2 separate regions of the Homo sapiens genome follow, and region 1 is linked to region 2. A link is a contact called in ENCODE Hi-C data. All regions are on one chromosome and are shown on one strand. Each heading gives the region's core, a stretch centred on a gene start or an enhancer-like site at or near the end of the contact. The rest is flanking DNA. Distances are from core to core; before and after follow the strand shown.

What was found. A loop is a pair of places that touch in the nucleus more often than their neighbours do. Pooled maps may share reads with other maps.
Region 1: a loop to region 2 is called in a map of G401, with 4 times the contacts of the local background. The contact joins the enhancer-like site here to the promoter of MTA3 in region 2. A Hi-C loop is called at or near these places in 1 of 168 maps with a recorded cell type or tissue (G401), 9 of 37 single-sample maps with no recorded cell type and 5 of 50 pooled maps.

What each region holds. Positions count from the first base shown.
Region 1 is chr2:42,748,385-42,754,425 of GRCh38, forward strand. It overlaps MTA3 (metastasis associated 1 family member 3), which reads left to right. Exons shown (of 17, transcript NM_001330442.2): 17 at 4,990-6,041. The coding sequence ends at 5,015. Among named protein-coding and RNA genes, the nearest start is that of OXER1, 13 kb to the right of the region's middle. Within about 2 kb of position 4,112, at least 3 of the 41 ENCODE cell types and tissues checked have a DNase peak (open chromatin) inside an H3K27ac peak, as active enhancers do.
Region 2 is chr2:42,564,553-42,570,451 of GRCh38, forward strand. It overlaps MTA3 (metastasis associated 1 family member 3), which reads left to right and starts at 4,080. Exons shown (of 17, transcript NM_001330442.2): 1 at 4,080-4,221; 2 at 5,885-5,899. The coding sequence starts at 4,194. RefSeq lists an enhancer at 3,328-3,467 and silencers at 3,708-3,757, 3,818-3,867, 4,138-4,297, 4,358-4,437.

The DNA of each region.
Region 1 (6,041 bases), core at 2,862-5,361, 180 kb after region 2:
AATGGAGTCATACAGTGTGTACTCTATTTGTCATTTTGGATGATTTTTAGAGTTCTATCATCAAGTTCGCTGATTATTTCTTCTACAGTATCAAATCTACTATTAGTCCCATCCAACACATTTTTCATTTTAGATTTTGTATTTTTCAGTTTTCAGATTTCCAATTAGTTATACTTCTAAAATTGCCCACCTTGTCACCCATTATATTCGTCTTTTTCTATAGATTCTTTAGCGTATTTATAGTAAATATTTTAAGTCCATACCTGCTAATTCTAACATCTGAATTATCCATTAATCTAGGGACTGTTTTTTCTTTTGATTACGGGTTGCATTTTCTTGTTTCTCACTGCGCCCAGCCAGTCCAATCATATTTAAATGCATACTGGGTCAGTGTGAATGATGAGTTATAAAGACTCAGGATTCTGTTATTTTCCTTTGCAGAGTGGTAAGTTTTGTTCTAGCAAGGAGTTACATTGGTGGATCACTTCGATTCTGTGGAGGCTTGGTTTGAAGCTTTATTAAGCCTCACATATTTCAATTTTGCCCTTAGTCCGATGGGATTTCAATGGAAAGACCAAGTTGTTTACCAGGCCCCTTTAACTTCACAGAACTTGAACTCCAAATTCTGTCTTCTCAGCACTGGACAGCTCTTGAAGTCACTGCTCGGCTCCTTGAGCCTTCTAGCTGATGTTTTCCATCGGGCTCCTGGGAATCTCACCCTGTACTTGCATAGTTCAGAAATAAGCAAGTAATGTGAGGGGAGTTTGTATGTAGATTTGAGGGCTCCCCCTTCTGTGTCTCCTTCCTCTGCAGGATCTCCTCCCTCAGTTTCCAGCTGCATTGGCTGCCTCAAGCTCTGACCTCTGGTTCCTCAGCCTAGTAGACTGTAGCTTTCTGCCTGAGCTATATTCATCTCATACTGCATGAATGTGCTCATGGGGAAAGACACTTAAGAGTGGCTCTCACTTTGTCTCACTTTTTCTTACTTTGTCTCTCTTTTTTCTAGGTTCATAACCCCTCCAATTTTTACCTGATTTTGGTTGCTCTCTAGTACTTTCAAACAGTTGTTCTTTTTTAAAAAAATTATTTTATTGTATTTTTGAGACAGAGTCTTGCTCTGTCACCCGTGCTGGAGTGCAGTGGCATGATCTCGGCTCACTGCAACCTCCGCCTCCTGGGTTCAAGCAGTTCTCCTGCCTCAGCCTCCCAAGTAGCTGGAATTTCGGGTGGCCACCACCATGCCTGGCTAATTTTTGTAGTTTTAGGAGAGACAGGGTTTTGTCGTGTTGGCCAGGCTGGTCTTGAACTCCTGACCTCAAGTGATCCTCCCACCTCAGCCTCCCAAAGTGCTGGGATTACAGGCGTGAGTCACCACACCTGGCCTCAAACAGTTGTTCTTTATATTTCGTCCAGAGTTTATCACTGTTACTGGCTGGAGGGTTAGTCAAATTAGCCTACCACGATAGGAAGCAGAGCTCCTCAGTCCTTCTATGTGCTTCCCCTCCTGTTTCTCTCAGTTAAGAAAAAACAACATACTATGTATGTTTCATAGATACTGTATTTTTTCTTCCCTGAGGATATTAATGATAGTGGCTTTTTATTTTTATTTTATTTATTTATTTTTTTGAGACGGAGTCTCACTCTGTCGCCAGGCTGGAGTGCAGTGGCACAATCTCGGCTCACTGCAACCTCCGCCTCCTGGGTTCAAGCGATTCTCCTGCCTCAGCCTCCTGAGTAGCTGGGATACAGGTGCGCCCCATAACACCTGGCTAATTTTTGTATTTTTAGTAGAGACGGGGTTTCACTCTGTTGGCCAGGCTGGTCTTGATCTCTTGAACTTGTGATCCACCTGCCTTTGCCTCCCAAAGTGCTGGAATTACAGGTGTGAGCCACCACGCCTGGCCATGTTTTTTGTTGTTTAAGTATTCTTCTCTGTTTCTTCTCTCTGTTTCTTCCAATTTGTACTCTTCTGTTGATTATGTGTTATTTGGTCTCTAACACCTGCTGTTAGAGGGTCTTTGTTTTTTTTTTCCCTGGTGACCTTTGTTGTCAAACAATGTTTAAAAGTAGGAGACTAAAAATCAGAGTGAAAGCTCTGTGCTTGTTCTTGGCAGAACCTGTAGTGCAGTTCACTGTAGGGTGATCAGGTTGGCCTGGTGTTTGGACGATAAATGCCAGTTTCTTTCGATATTTTCTCATGGGCTTGTCAGATTCCCCAGAGAAGTTTCTTCCTATCTGTTCCCCAGAGGATAAATGTTTGTTACCTGCATTCTGAGAGCTTCATGGGAAGAAGGCTGGGGGCTCACCATTCAGTAGACATAGGTTCACTTGATCTCTCTCTGTTATAATTGTAGCCTTGTCCTTAGCTGTGCATGGTGCCTCGTGTCCCCTAGGCCTGAAACGGTTTTGTCCTCGTCAGAGAATAAATATCTCGACTGGTGGGACGTAGACAGTTGCCTGGTGGTATGGAGTTGGGAGAGCTTCTTGGGATCCAGCTGCTTCTCAAAGAGCCTTTAACTCCTCTTCCTTGCTTCAGTCCCCTCCCCTACTTCCAGAGGTACCTGGTGTCATTTCATGAGCCTTTGGGGTTCTCTAGACAAATTGGGTACTCAGCTTTCCACACTGAACCTTCAAGTCTGTCTGTCTTGAGTGCATAGTCTGTTATCACTCATTTATCTGCTTTCCAGCTTCTAAAATTCTGTGGTTTCTTCTCTGATTTTCAGAAGGAAAGGAAACTAACTCAGAAGCCACCAGCTAGCTGGCTGGATTGCTTTCATTGGATTGGTTGATTTAAGTGCAGAATCTCCAAGTCCATGGACTTCAAGTACTTCTGAGTAGTCAAACCATTAGGGAAAATTTTGCAAAAAACAAACAAACAAAAAAATAAGTGCCTGTCAGTCAGGGCGAGTACGTACCAAAGTGGCAAATATAGGTTAATACATTTGAGAATAAATAAACAAAAAGAGAAATGATTTGGGCTACATCATGGTCTAGGAAGGAGACTGAGAATTGATGTAGACATTTTCCTGGGGCTCTCTGCCTGTGCTACTGTGCTGAGTCTCTGTATCTGGCTCTTGTTCCTGCTCCAAGGAAATGCAGAGGATCTGGGGAAGCTCTGAGCAGAGGAGAGTGAAGTGATAACCTTGTAAGGGCAGGTGGTAAGTACTGGGATTCTTCAGCCCAGAATACAGAGAGGTGGCCTGTCTCAATTGAAAACCGTGGCCAGGGTGGAGAAGGCAGAGTGGAGCCTGGGCACCAGAACCTGAGATGCTAGGAGGAGAGGGTTGTTTCTGAAACCGCAGCAGGCAAGTTTGGCACAAATAAAAGCACAATTTACCATGGCAGGCTAGAAACTTGGGAAACTATTAAAAGCAGCTCTTTTGATAGGTGGTTTAATTCCATAAGGGTTTAGACAGATGAATGACAGAGCTCCTGCTCCACTAAATACAAAAAGAGAGAGTGGCTCCTAGGAGACGCTGACACTTACATAACCTTCCATTTAGACACTGAGGAGGTCAGGATGCTCTTACTGGGCTGTTAGCAGAACACTGGGCTGGATGGAGAATGAGCAGCTTGGTGTAGTAGGAAAAACTTGACACAAATTAAGGTCTACATTCAAATCTTGACTCCTCAGCTTACTTACTGTGACCTTGAGCAAGTTCTTAACCTTTCTGACACTCCCAAGATTCTGCTGAAGGTTAAATAAGGTAGTTACATAACCTACAGTATGTTCAATAAAGCAAGGTTAGCATGATTCCTAAACTGAATTTATCTGGGCCTTTATTTAACACATACTTGCTGAGCTCATATCAAATACCAAGCTGGGTACAGGTATCTTCCCTATCCTAGAAAAGCTCATGAAGTGAAGACACAGCTCTGCTCCATCCTGCAGCCCTTCCTTGGCATGCTCTGAGGCTGTGAAGGTGAGCATTGCTGGGTCCTTTCCTGGCAGCAGGGTGATGTGCCTGGGGCAGAGAATATCTGAGCATCTTATCCCTTCTCAGCAAACAACCCCACTTCCCTCCTAGCCACTTTCCTAATAACTAAGTAAAAAGCTTTCACAACTTTCTAATACAACACGGTGGTGATGTGGTTTGCAGGCCACTTCTGCTTTTTCATTTACTTGTCTCTGCTGTAGTCTCCAGATGGTCAGAGTTGAAGGTTTTTGGGGAAGTGGAGGGGGTGGGAGTGAGGGGCATAGGAATAGTTCCTGACACTGTGGGAGAGTGAAGTTCACTCCCCTCCTACAAGAAATGTGTTCATAGCCTCTGGGTGCCCACATCATTATGATTAATTATGATGAGCTCAGATGAGATCGTGCCTCCTCCCAGCCAACTGTGTTCCCTATTCCTTAGTATCCGTCAGAAAAGTTCCATGAGTCTCTTCTCTTGCCTGGTGTACTGTAGCACCTCTCCAGTGACCACTAAACCCGCCTATTCAAAACCCAGCTTTTAAGATCTTTCCGTCCTTCAGTATCAATTATATATTTTATTGGCCCTAATTAAACTTTCCCTTTGATCCAGTGTTAAACTACATTGTGAGCCCTTTTTTTTTTTTTCAGACAGGGTCTTGCTCTGTCGCCTGGGCTGGAGTGCCGTGGTGCGACCACAGCTCACTGCAGCCTTGGCTTTGTGAGCTCAAGCAGTCCTCCCCCCTCAGCCTCCTGAAGTAGCTGGGACTACAGGCATGCACCACCACACCTGGCTAACTTTTTATTTTTATTTTGGTAGAGACAGAGTGATGCTATGTCGTCCAGACTGTCTTGAACTTCTGGCCTCAAGCCATCCACCGGCCTTGGCCTCTCAAAGTGCTGGGATTATGGGCATGAGCCACCACACCTGGCCTAGTCATGAGATTTTCTTTGACCTACTGCTGAGCCTCCTTTCCCTGAAGGTTGTGATGTTGGGAGGGGTGAGTCCATCCTCCCTTTCATCTTGCCTCCACCATCGGGACTTGTTTAACCTTCACACTGTTACTTCCCTTTTCTAGAACTCACGTGCTGTGTGTCAGACTGAGCTTTCCCTGATTCATTCTACAATCCAAGACTTGCTGCACTGTCCTGCTGATGTTCACAGCCGTGCCTGGGAAGAAGGCAGCCCCACTCCCAGTACATTTCAGTGGGAGACCTCTGCGTGCATCCATGGAGACGCAATGGGGCGGGGAAGGAACTGTGGGAGTGCACGTTCCAAATCCTGTGTCTCCACGTGTGGATCAGCAGCACCTCGCTTTCTTGTCAGAGACCTCGCTGTTACGGAGCGAGACCTGCTGAGAATTGAGGGGCTGAGGGAACCCCTCCACCTCCTCCCTTCTGCAGCGCCCTGCGCCCCACCCAGCAACAGCGGCCACTTGGCAGTGGGGCTGCTGCAAGCTCAGAGCCGCTGCCACCCTGCATGTGTCCGCTCAGCTCGGTCTTATGCTGTATAGTTACTAAATATGTACAGGAGGGCCATGGCATCTTTCTGAATGGATTTTTCTTAAGAAATGCGCCAGTGTTTATGAGGTTCAAGGTATTTCCCTGTCCTTGCTGTTACCGTCACTCAGCTTTTTCTCGATAGGCTTCATCCTTGTTTTTTTGAAATGGGGGAATTTGCTGTTTACCCTCTGCATTCCTATATGTGACCCTCCCTCCTACTCCTCCAAGGAACAGAATTACCGAGGTTCTGACAAAAGATAAGCCTGTAAACTCATCATCTGTGTTTTGTGGTTGGAGAGAAACTGGTGTTCTGCCCGGCTCTGCTTGGTCACAGACAGCTCCAGCAAGAGCAGTTGTTAAAAGTGCCAAGCGTGTGTATCACTGTGACAAGCCGTTTGCTTACTGCCCTGTTCCCTTGCAGCCAAACCAGCTGATGAAGAACTGCTGCCAGGTGGGTCCTACAGCAGGTCACAAATGACCTAGTTTCATTTTAAGCAGACAGACTCTGTTTGGCCTAGAGGTGTGGAGTGAGAGAACTGTGTTTGTGGGTATGAGTCTGTGTGGCCAACCCCATGACCCCCACCCCTCCAGCCCAACATCTTGTGAGCACATGTGACCTAGGCCCCGG
Region 2 (5,899 bases), core at 2,830-5,329:
TGAGACAGACTGGCCTTTTCTGAAAGAATTTTACTAAATAAGAGAAGAAGTTAATGAAAGGAAAAAGAAGAGAGAAATAAATCATGGAAAACACGAACCAACAAGATAAAGTCCCTTTTCCAAAGCCTGGCCTCTGGTTTCAGATTAATTACATTTTAGACCTCCAGGCTCCTGTCCTGGGTTCAGTATGACAGAACTCCCAGACTGTGGCCAGCACCAATCTCTTTTAATTTATTTTTTTTGAGATGAAGTCTCGTTCTGTTGCCCAGACTGGAACACAGTGGTGTGATCTTGGCTCACTGCAATCTCTGCCTCCTGGGTTCAAGCGATTCTTCTGCCTCAGCCTCCTGAGTAGCTGGGACTACAGGCGCTTGCCACCATGCCCGGCTAATTTTTTGTATTTTTAGTAGAGATGGGTTTTCACCATATTGACCAGGCTGGTCTCGAACTCCTGACCTCATGATCCGCCGGCCTCGGCCTCCCAAAGTGCTGGGATTACAGGTGTGAGCCACCGCGCTCAGCCAACCGGCACCAATCTCTTTTTATTTTTTCGCACATATAAAAACTCCATCCCTACGTTGAGACAAAAACCAACTCTCCATTTTACCTATTCACCTAAAGCTTTCTTTTTTTTCTTTTGTTTATTTATTTTGAGACAGAGTCTTGCTCTATTACCCAGGCTAGAGTGCAGGGGCATAAACATGGCTCACAGCCTCTACCTCCTGGGCTCAAGCGATTTGCCTGCCTCAGTCTCTTCCAGAGTAGCCAGGACCATAGGTGCGCACCAACTGGCTAACTTTTTTTTTTTTTTTTTGGTAGAGGTGGGGTCTTGCCATGTTGCCTAGGCTCAAATGATCCTCCTGCCTTGGCCTCCCAAAATGCTGGGATTACAGGCGTGAGCCACCATGCCTAGCCACCTATAGCTTTCTTGCTGCATCCACTTCTCTTCAACTAAATGGTAAAGAACTACCTTGTATGTGGTTCTTTAATTGCAACAACTGTGCAAGGAAATTTCATCCATGGAAGGGCTGGATTTGCCCTGGGATTTCTGGCATGGCCTGAGAGACACTTCTTCCTTAGTGATGAGAATAACTGGAATAGAGAGAAGGGACCTAACGCATATGAAGCGCCCAACAAGTGCCAAACACCTTCTATATTTAAATTTTACCAGGCTGGGCATGGTGGCTCATGCCTGTAATCCCAGCATTTTGGGAGGCTGGGCAGGCAGATCACTTGAGGTCAGGAGTTCCAGACCAGTGTGGCCAACATGGTGAAACCCTGTCTCTACTAAAAATACAAAAATTAGCCAGACGTGGTGATGGGCACCTGTAGTCCCAGCTGCTTGGGAGGCTGAGGCAGGAGAATTGCTTGAGCCTCGGAGGTGGAGCTTGCAGTGAGCCGAATCCGAATCGTGCCATTGCACTCCAGCCTGGGCAGCGAGAGCGAAACTCCGTCTCAAAAAAAATTTTTTTTTCTACCATAAGCCTTTGAGGTAGGTATCAACCAGTAGTCATATTTTGTAACCCCTCTTGAGGCTCAGAGGGGTTAAGTAACTTGCTCAAGGTCTTTATAGTTAAACTGCCAAACTAGGAGTGAAGTTAGGGCTGGTTGATGACAAGTTTGTGGTCTAAACCATGTAGCTAAGAAGGGAGAGGCGCCTTTGCTTTTTTAAAGGTGCAGGCTTTCCACCCGTCTTTGGTTGAAAGGTTTCTTTCAATCTACAAACATTTGCTGAACTCCTTTATGTGTGAACCTCTCTGGAATTAGGACATATAAAAGTTTCACAAAGTCCTTGTATTCAGCTCTTCTGATTCTTTGAGTCCACGATTTGTTGGTATTTATTCTTCAGATACTGAGCATCTACTGTGTCAGCTCAGAAATGTAGAGGACATTGGCCTAGGAGCTGGACATGGAAGAGACTAATATATAGAATCTAGAGCAAAAAACGGTTCTAAGGCCTGCCACCATCATTACCTCCTGCTAGTCCCCTTCAAGTCTTTGAGGCCTTTCATGGGGGGCTTCTGGATGAGGCTGTTCCTAAGGGGACATAGGGAGGAGTTTTCTCGGCATCTTTCACCATTTATTGTGGTTAGCACAGTCATCATAAACACCTGGCAAGAGCACTAAGCTTGGGAAATGAGACAGGCACACAATGAATTAACAAAAACAGGGAAAGATTTCGAAGGAGGAGAAATTGCTTATGAAAAATTAATGGGAAAACATCCTAAAGCTTGTGATCCACTTCTTTGCACTTTATGGTTTCTAGGTGGCTTTTGTACTTGGAGAAACACTGTGGTTCAGAACATTCTAGGCCAGAGGAAAGGGCTGATTCATAATCCCAAAATTGCTGCCAGTTTACTGTGTGATTCCAGGTGAATTATTCAACCCTATTTATGTGTCAGCTCAGAAATGGAGTGATGTCAGTTTTGTCAGAATGTTTTTGGTGGGATCTCTGGTAAATGTTGAATGACAGCTATGCAATGTGTGGAACAGAACACTTTTGCTTTCTTCTTTGGGTCAGAATTTGACACATGGCTCAGAATTTGACACACAGCAGAGAACCCTTGGGAATCTGTGGTTTTCTGGGGTTAAAAAGAAAGCAAGAGACACCTGTTATTTGCATGGTGCTCTGTGTTCCCTGGTTTACAAAGCATTTTCAGATATCATCGCAACTGATCCTTACCACACCTGTGAAGGGGGAACTCACGTCCCCATTTTATAGACGAGGAAACAGGTCATAGAGTCAATGTAATTCAATAGTGCTTTATTTTTTATTTTTATATTTTGCCTCAGCTATGCACAGTTTTTTCATCTCAATACTTTGTGATAAGTGACCATCACAAATGTCATCACCAAACCACCAAAACACAACCTTCTTTTCTGGGGGCACCTCTTAGCCCCGCACAGACCTTAAACCCAGAGTCGACAGCACACAGCTGTGTATCACCACACATTCCAAACAAGCCACCACACCAAGAAATCTTCTTCGTGTTTATTATGCAGCAATGTCTGGGAGTACTTTGGAATGGACTGGCTTCTCTAAAGAAAGTTATTTGTGTTCATTTGGGGGATCGCCAGCTAAGATTCAACGTTGTTTTTTTTTTTTTGTATCTGTGAGAGTAGGAAGGCCGTGAAAACAGAGGTTGTTTAGAGAATTGGCCTGGGACAATAACCATTTAGAAGCTTTAGGCACGTAACCAGTTAAGTGTCCATCGACATGAAACTGATTGAATACAATCTCCTCTGTTTGGGGGTGGTGGTGATTGTGAACTGTAGGGCCCTGTTCCCCCATGGACAAAGGAAGCCCCTCACTCCTAAAGGTCCCTTTTCCCAGCAGAACAGGCCCTGCATATACAGTGCCCGTCTAGAGCCAGGGCCTCCATCTGGGTGTTGGACAGTTGGTTCTGCTCAGCCCAGTTTTGGGGTAAACGATGACGCAGTTAGGGTGGCCTAGGAAGGGAGTTTTTCTACCTCTGTCCCCAGCTGGGTCTCTGGCGAGGCGGGAAGCACCCGGAATCTTCCTGGCCCTAGAGCCTGCAGGCTCCAGGCCGGCCCCTTGAATCTCACCGCGAGGAAGGCACCCTGCTGCCTGCACTTATTTGCATCCAAGAGTTTGCATTGAGACTGGCGCTTGCCTACTAGGGCAGCCACAGGGGGGTTCCCCAGGGACAGAGGTAGGGAAGGAGGACCTGTCTTGGGGTGGACAGGTGACGGGGTACCCTGGGTGGGGGAAGAGGTGCTGGGGAGAGGCTAAGCCCCAGCCCCCACTCTAATTCTCTAACAGCCCCTGGTCCGCATTTGAGTGCAGGCCTCTGCCTCAGCCAGGACCCTGACCCCAGGGCCCTCCACTTCCAGCAAGGCCCCCCACCCTCCCTCCCACTCCCACTCCCTTTCCCCTCCCCCTCCCCCCCAATTCCCGCTGGCCCCGCAGCGCTCCAGCCTCCCCGGGCCTCCCCCGGCCCGGCCCACTCGGCCTTGCTAGCCTGGCGCTGGGGGCGGGCACCAGCCCCCACCCCTCGGCGTACCATCCCCTTTACTTCCCCCACCCCCTGTCCCCTCCCTTCCCTCCCTTCCCCCCCGTGGCGAGGCAGCAGCGACGGCGGCGGCGGCAGCGGCGGTCGCGGCTGAGGCTGAGGAGGAGGCGGCGGCGGCGGGCGGGGCTCGGCTCGGGCTCCGCGGGCGGGCGGGCGGACATGGCGGCCAACATGTACCGGGTCGGAGGTAGGCAGGCTCGGCCCGACCCGGCCCGTGTGGGAGCGGGTTCCGGGAGCGGGGGGCCGGGGCGAGTGCACGCCAACTGCCGGGAGCCAAGGGCGCCGGGGCTGAGGTCGCAGTGGGCTGGGGCGCCGGGGCCCGCAGAGGGGCCGGGACTCCCCACCCCCACCCATCCCTTCCCCTCCCCCCACGCGGGCTCGCGAGGGCCCGGGGCCACCTTCACCCTCGCACCCCGCCCAGTGTTTAGGGCCAGGCCTCTACTTGGGGGTACGAATTACCAGACACCCCCCTCCACGAAACCCTCATCGGGGTAGGGCCCGTCGAGCCCCCTGAGAAGGTGGCCTTCTTGCGTGGCTTCTAGGCGCTGGAGAGGATGAGGGGACATCCCCTCTCCTGCTTCTTCCCCACTCAGTGGGAGCCTGGGGTGGGGGTGGGGGTGGGGGCGGTGGGGGCCCAGCCAGGGGCCCAGCTGGACGGGCCTGTTTGCGTGCCGGGGCCCTGCACCTCCCCTTCCTCGGCCCCCCTCCTTTTCGTTTCTGGTCCAGTCCCCCACGAATGGGGCTTCGTGGGAGCTGGGAACCTCAGCCGGAGGTGGGGAGTTGAGCTCTGCCTGGACGTTTGCTCTGCTGCCTGCCTCCTTCCCAGTCTTCTGCGGAAGAGAGAAATAAGGTCAAACAAACTTTCTCCCTACTCACGACGCCCTCCTCCCTCTTTCCTGGTAAAATAATAATTCAGATAAGTGGCGTGTTTGTATGAGAGACTGGCTCTTCCTTCTCTGCTCATTAGCCGAGCTTCTGATGGATGGTGGTGGGAATGGCCTGGCTAAATGAGGCCACTTTGCAGAAGAGAGCGGCGAAAGAGCCACTAAGATAGACAATAACAATGCAGCTGCCTTTCGGATAAACACACAGTGGGAAGTTTCCAGCAAGCCTATTAGATGAGAGGAAAAGCCACACTTGAAAAATTTTATCCTTTTAGTTGAAAGCCTGCAGCAATTTCTTAATCACAAGACATTAAATGGATCTGGATTAAATATGGTAAAAGGGTAAAAAAGATGCTGATATCACCCCCAGAACACTTTGCCTCTTAGAAGTGATCCCCCGGCCCCCTTTTTTCCTCATCTTCCCAGGTAAAACTGTGGAAAAGTTTGTCAGCGTTCTTCCTCTTAACCTGTTCTGCTCATCTGATTTTTTTTTTTTTTTTTAAGTAGTGATTGAAATGTAGGTTGGACTGTGAAGCCTTTCTCCCTGCTCTGAATGTGTCTTAGGTCAATAGTTTTATGTGAGAAGCAGCCTGCAGGGCAAATTGTATTGGAGGAAAAAGATGTGGAAGTAGTTATAGTACAGAGGACACATGTTTAGCGTGCCCTGACTACACAGTGATAAGAGGTGTCTTTTTTGTTTATTATTAAAGAAATGACGTATTGGGACAGAAGTCTAGGAGAAACTGATAAAACATTAATTGAAATGAAAATGCCAAGAAAATAAAGGTCTGTGAATAGTAGGCACGTGAGAGGATATATTAAGGCTGCATTATTATGTTTGCTTTTACCAGTGAATGAATTATGAGCTTAATTTCAAACGTGAAATGCCTAACATAAAAAGTCTTGGATTGACAAATCTGAACTTTCTGTTAAAAAGATTAAGTTCTGTACTTCCTTTAATTACAGATTATGTCTACTTTG